Linked DNA regions of Homo sapiens: region 2 is linked to region 1. A link is an interaction called in ENCODE POLR2A ChIA-PET data of the cell type or tissue named here. Cell type or tissue: CD4-positive, alpha-beta T cell. All regions are shown on one strand. Region 1 overlaps ANXA11 (annexin A11). Region 2 has its middle 24 kb from the start of PPIF.

Region 1 (2,500 bases):
TGAAAAGCCCTCCCTCTACCCCTCCCCTTACCAGCATTTTCCTGAGGCCCCGGGACCCTAAGGGTTGGCTGGACACTCCCCTCACTGTGTGGGCTGGGCTGGTCCCCTGGCGGGAGCCTGACACCTGAGTTTAGTGTGTGCCCAGGATCTGTGACCCTTTTCTCCCTCTCGAAATGTCAGAGCCTGGCTTCTTTGGCCACTAGGCGTGTTGGTCACAGAGTGAAGATAACTGTGTCCTGCTTTACAAAGCGCGTTCCTGTTCTTTTTACTTTTAGTCCTCATAGTAATCCAAGGTAGGTGGGGTACATCAGGTCTTTGCAGATAGAATGGAGGTTCGGAGAGGTTAAGTTGCCCAGGGGGGTCACACAGCAAGCAGTTGCGTTAGGAACCAGACCTTGGCTCCAGGCTAATGCCTCCTAGGGACTAAGTTAAAATTAACTGAGCACCTGCTGTGTGCTAATACCTGTTGTAGTGCTATATATATATATATATATATATATATATATGTGAGAATACTACATTCTCACAGCTGTGTAATGAGATGGATGCATTTTTCCTCTTTTCACAGGTGAGGAGAAAGGCTCAGAGTGGTCAATCTATATATCCAGGGTCACACAGCTAACAAGAGGTAGAGCTAGAATGGAATCATTGTCACTGGACTCCAAACCCTGTGTACCATCCCAGTGGCCTAGCAGCAGTGTTAGAAGATGATATCAGAGCTGTGTGGGCTGCGGTAAAACTCATGCAGCAGAATTGAGAAGTCCCTTGTGACTGTCCTGTGATGTTTGGGGCCCTTGACGGGGGAGTGTGGGCCGTGAAAAGATGGGGGAGCTGGTTTAGAGTGTGTGAGAGAGAGTAATTGGGGGTGGTAGAAGCCTGCCAAGAATCTAGGGGTAGACATTGTGAAAGCCAATGTCAGTGAGGCTCAGGCCCAGTGTCTTGGAGCTGCAGAGCTTCCCTTTACCTCCCACTGCAAAATGAGGGAAGGGTTTAGAGAAGTTTCTGCTTCCTTCCGGCAGAGCTGCTGCAAGGGTTGTCTTGTAGATAGTAACTACCACAGGACTTGGGGTGTGGCACATCCCTGTGGGCCCAGGAGATCTGGGAGAAGCTGGGTTGGACTTTGCAGTAACTGGAGTGACCTGACAGCTAAGAGGGGTGGGATTGACAGGGAAGCCTCAGCCACCCTGGGACTTGTGCCCAATTGACATCAGCTCACTACCATTGTTTTGCTGGTCCCTCCTAGGCGGGCCCTGGCAGAAGCTCCCTCTGCTCAGGTGGTGTAACTGGCGGTGGCTTCCCCTTGCGGAAGTGGGTAAACAAAGACAGAGACCTGTGTCTCCTCCCCGCCCCTGCCACCTGCACTTATAAACACAACCCACTGTTTCCCTTTTTGGGAGTGTGTGAGAGAGAGAGAGAGTGTGTGTGTGTGTGTGTGTGTGTGCACGCGCGCACATGCGCGTGCATCCTTAGGTTCCGTCTAAATCCGTTCAAGCTGCTGTAATAAAATATCATAGACCGGGTGGCTTATAAACAACAGAAGTACATTGCTCACAGTTCTGGAGGCTGGAAGTTGAAGATGAAGGTGCCAGCAGACTCAGTGTCTGGTGAGGGCCCACTTTCTGGTTCACAAATAGGATAGCACCTTCTCCCTGTGTCCCCACATGGTGGAAAGGGTTGGGCCCTCTGGGATCTCTTTTATAAGGCCATGAATCCCATTCATGAGGACTCCAACCTCATAACCTTCCAGAGGCCCCGCCTCCAAATGTCATCACACTGGGAGTTGGGATTTCAATAAATGAATTTTGGGGAGACAGAAGTATTCAAACTATAGCAGGTCCTGGCCACACTTTGGAGTCAGGACTTGGGTGGGGGGCTTTTTCTGTCACTGCCACTGTGTCTGTTGCAAGAACCTCAGCGTCCTCCAGGACCTGAGTGCCCATCACGTGCTGGCCTGCGAGGCAGCCAGATATTAGCACTGTGTCTCTGTCACTTTCTTCCTCTGCTGCCCACTTTCCACTCCTCAGAAATTCTGAATTGGACTCAGCATTTGACTGAGCATTGGCTCTTATGTGAGCCTGTTTGGTGTGGGCAGGCCTCAGAGGTGACTCTGCCCACAAAGAGGAGTGGCCTGGCTTCCAGGGAAGCCTGCCATGGAGGAGCGTGACGGAGAGATCTGCGTGTGACGCTGTGTGCTCTCGGTCTGCGTTGTATGGAAAGTGAGTTCCTCCTCACTTGCCCCCATCCCCCTTCTCAGCACCTGGTCTGGAGAGGCAGGCAGGAGGAGAGAAGATGGCCCCATCCATGCCACACCTCAGTGAAAATTCTGAGGACAGGCTCTGGTGCCCGCAGGGTTGGAGCTTCATGCAGGCTGAGGCCCTGCCTCTGCGGGTCCCTCTCCCAGGCAGGTTTACTCTCCGAGGGTCTTTCATATCTCCCTGCCCGGTGGCCTCCCTCCACCATCAGTCTTGCCTTCGCTGTCCCCTCTACTCTTGGAGTGGAG
Region 2 (2,500 bases), 860 kb after region 1:
GGTGCATCAAGTGCACCTTAGGCGTGGGTCAACCAAACAGTAAGGGGTTGCATTTGTCAGATGTTTCTCCAGAGGCTTAAGCAGTGCCCGGTAGAGACCCAAGTCAAATGTGGGTCTCTGTGAAAGGGGATTCACTGGCTCATGTAACTGAGGAAGACACAGGTGTGACTGGGATATGCTAGCACCAGGATGGAAAATGCTAGGGAAGGATTCTGATTGGTGCCTGCATCCGCAGACCAGTCACTGTGGACTGGCAGGCAGGGCTGTGTTGGCTCCCAGGGGATTATGTGGCAGAGACTGGCTGTGGTAGGTTGCAATTGTCTACCCTGCAATTTTCTTTCCGTTATTCACGGCAACTTGCAATGTGATGTTGTAGCTGTCCCTATCAAGAGGAGAAGTCTGTTTTCCCAGGCCTTGAATCTCGGCTCGTCTTGGGACTTGTTTTGACCAATGAAATGAGGCTGAAGTGATGCTGTACAATCCTGAGGCGACCATTTGAACAAGCCCAGGGAGCCTCACTCCAGTTAACTGCAAGCCAGCTACCAAATATGCGAGTGAGGCCATTCTAAACTAGCCTGCCTGCTGGCCTCAGACACGTGAGTGAGCCCAACTGAGATCATATGAGCCTGGCCCAGTCGACAGAACTTCTCACTCAACCCACAGTCTCAGAGGCAAAAATGAATGGTTGTTTTAGGCCATTAATAATAAATAGCTGTTTGTTCTGCCGCAAAACCTAACTGATACACTGTCTAAATGTTCATTTGAATCCATGGGAGCTGATAACAACTCTGCCTTCCAGTTCAAAATGACCAGGCCAGGGAATGGACACAGAACCCAGCTGGAACAAACAGAATCCTTCCCTAGGACTCTGTCTCCTGTCTAGGCACATAGCTGAAGTGCCTTTCCCTGGATCTTTGCCTTCTCTCTGAAGACCCTCCCTGCTACCTTTGTAGTTAGGTGTAGCTAACTGAAATTGTAGGTCAATCACAGTCATGAGATTGAACTCTAGCCAATAAATGTGGGCCTGGCCCATAAACTTACTCTCTATGGGATACTCCTTTGGTTTTCCTCATCTGCCAGCTGAATGCAGAAAATTTTAAGGAGAGCAGAGCTACCAGATGAGAAGGACCTGGGTTAGTGAATGACCACATAGACAGCGTCCAACCAGGGGCACCCACATTGGGCTGTGACATGGGCATTGTCTTGAGCCACTGATAGTTTGGTGTTTATTACAGCAGCATGGCCTGGCTCACATATCAGAGAGGGGCAGTAAGAGGCGCAGAGTGATGCTCAGAAGAAAGCGAGTACGGTTCCCTGAAGAAGGGAGGGGTGACGGGCAGGCAGGATGTTAAATGTTCACTCCAGAAGGAAGTTGTGAGCCACCTCGAGTGTCAGGCTACAAAACCAAACCACAGAGAGTCTGGGGAGCTGCCAAAGATGGGGCCTGCCGTCTCTGTGATGTTACCAGCAGCACTCTGGCTGGGCTGGTCTGTCTTGCCTCTCAGGGAAGACACTAGCTCCAGGGAAGACTACTAGGTGCCGGGTGGTGAGGGGAAGACACCGGGCCCTGGGTGACAAAGGGAAGACGCCAGGTCCTGGATAATAAGCAGTAGTAATAGGAAGAGAGGGTTCCCAAGACCACAAAGCTGAGACCCTGTTTCTGTTTGACATATATTTCCGTTGTTAACTGACATCCTTTTAGTTAAAAGCTAGAAAGCTTCTTTTGTTCTCATGACAAGGTTGACATAAGACTTAACTTTTGATATAAGCAAAGTCATAAAAAGAAAAAGGGAAATCATGCAGCCTGGAGGGGAGGGAAAAAGTCAAAGGCAAAGACTGAGCCTAGTAACAGAGATCCACTGAGAGCAGGGGAAGAGGCAGGTCAGGCCTTAGATCCAGCCGGGGCCACAATGGCACCTGCAATCTTTGTGCCTCAGGTCAGATTCTTGACTGGGGCAGGGGTAACATGATTGGTCACTGGCCAGCTAGTCCTTCGCGACACGTGTCCCTCCTGGTCTAATGGGCTGGGGTCAAGGGGGGTTTGGTCATGTGGGTCAAACATGTCTGCCCTTCTGCAGCGGCAGATGGCAGTTTCCAGGGAAGGAGGATAAGGGTGCACAGGCATTCCCAAAAGTCTAGAGTGGCATTCCAGGAGGAGGGGCAGACATTGGCAAAGATATGGGCATGAGAACAGGGTAGTGTGTTATGGTGGCCAAAGACAGCATGTTCAGGGCTGGGGATGGTGGCAGATGGGTCCGGTCTTGGGATCTGCAGACCATGGGTATTTCTGCTTTAGGCAGGGACTGGTCTCTCCAGCTAATCTAGAGGTATAGAACTTGGTGGTTAAGCTCCAGAGTCTCACGGGGCTGGGCTGCATTTCAGTCCCGCCACTTAAACCAGCATTTGGCCCTGGGTCAGAGGTCAGGGACTGGGGACCACTGAGGCAGATGCAGCTCACACCTGGACTTTATTTAGGCCATAGGTGTCTGTACACATTTTT

The links. Peaks named below come from ENCODE experiments on the same cell type or tissue, not always from the same donor. Only the 100,000 strongest peaks of a DNase experiment are listed, where the experiment ranks them.
Region 2: POLR2A ChIA-PET joins it to region 1 with 6 read pairs; 2 of 35 experiments call an interaction of 5 or more read pairs at or near these places.

The regions. Positions count from the first base shown.
Region 1 is chr10:80,186,487-80,188,986 of GRCh38, reverse strand. The region is part of intron 1 of ANXA11 (annexin A11); the gene reads left to right. Among named protein-coding and RNA genes, the nearest start is that of ANXA11, 18 kb to the left of the region's middle. RefSeq lists enhancers at 603-702, 2,343-2,500. In CD4-positive, alpha-beta T cell, no CTCF peak of the experiment used is centred here; DNase peaks (open chromatin) are centred at 886, 976, 1,336 and 2,146; H3K4me3 peaks cover 1,399 bases; H3K27ac peaks cover 2,258 bases.
Region 2 is chr10:79,322,295-79,324,794 of GRCh38, reverse strand. No RefSeq gene overlaps it. Among named protein-coding and RNA genes, the nearest start is that of PPIF, 24 kb to the left of the region's middle. RefSeq lists cis regulatory regions at 1,132-1,632, 1,155-1,655, 1,175-1,675, 1,182-1,682, 1,136-2,048. In CD4-positive, alpha-beta T cell, no CTCF peak of the experiment used is centred here; a DNase peak (open chromatin) is centred at 1,414; H3K4me3 peaks cover 607 bases; H3K27ac peaks cover 1,190 bases.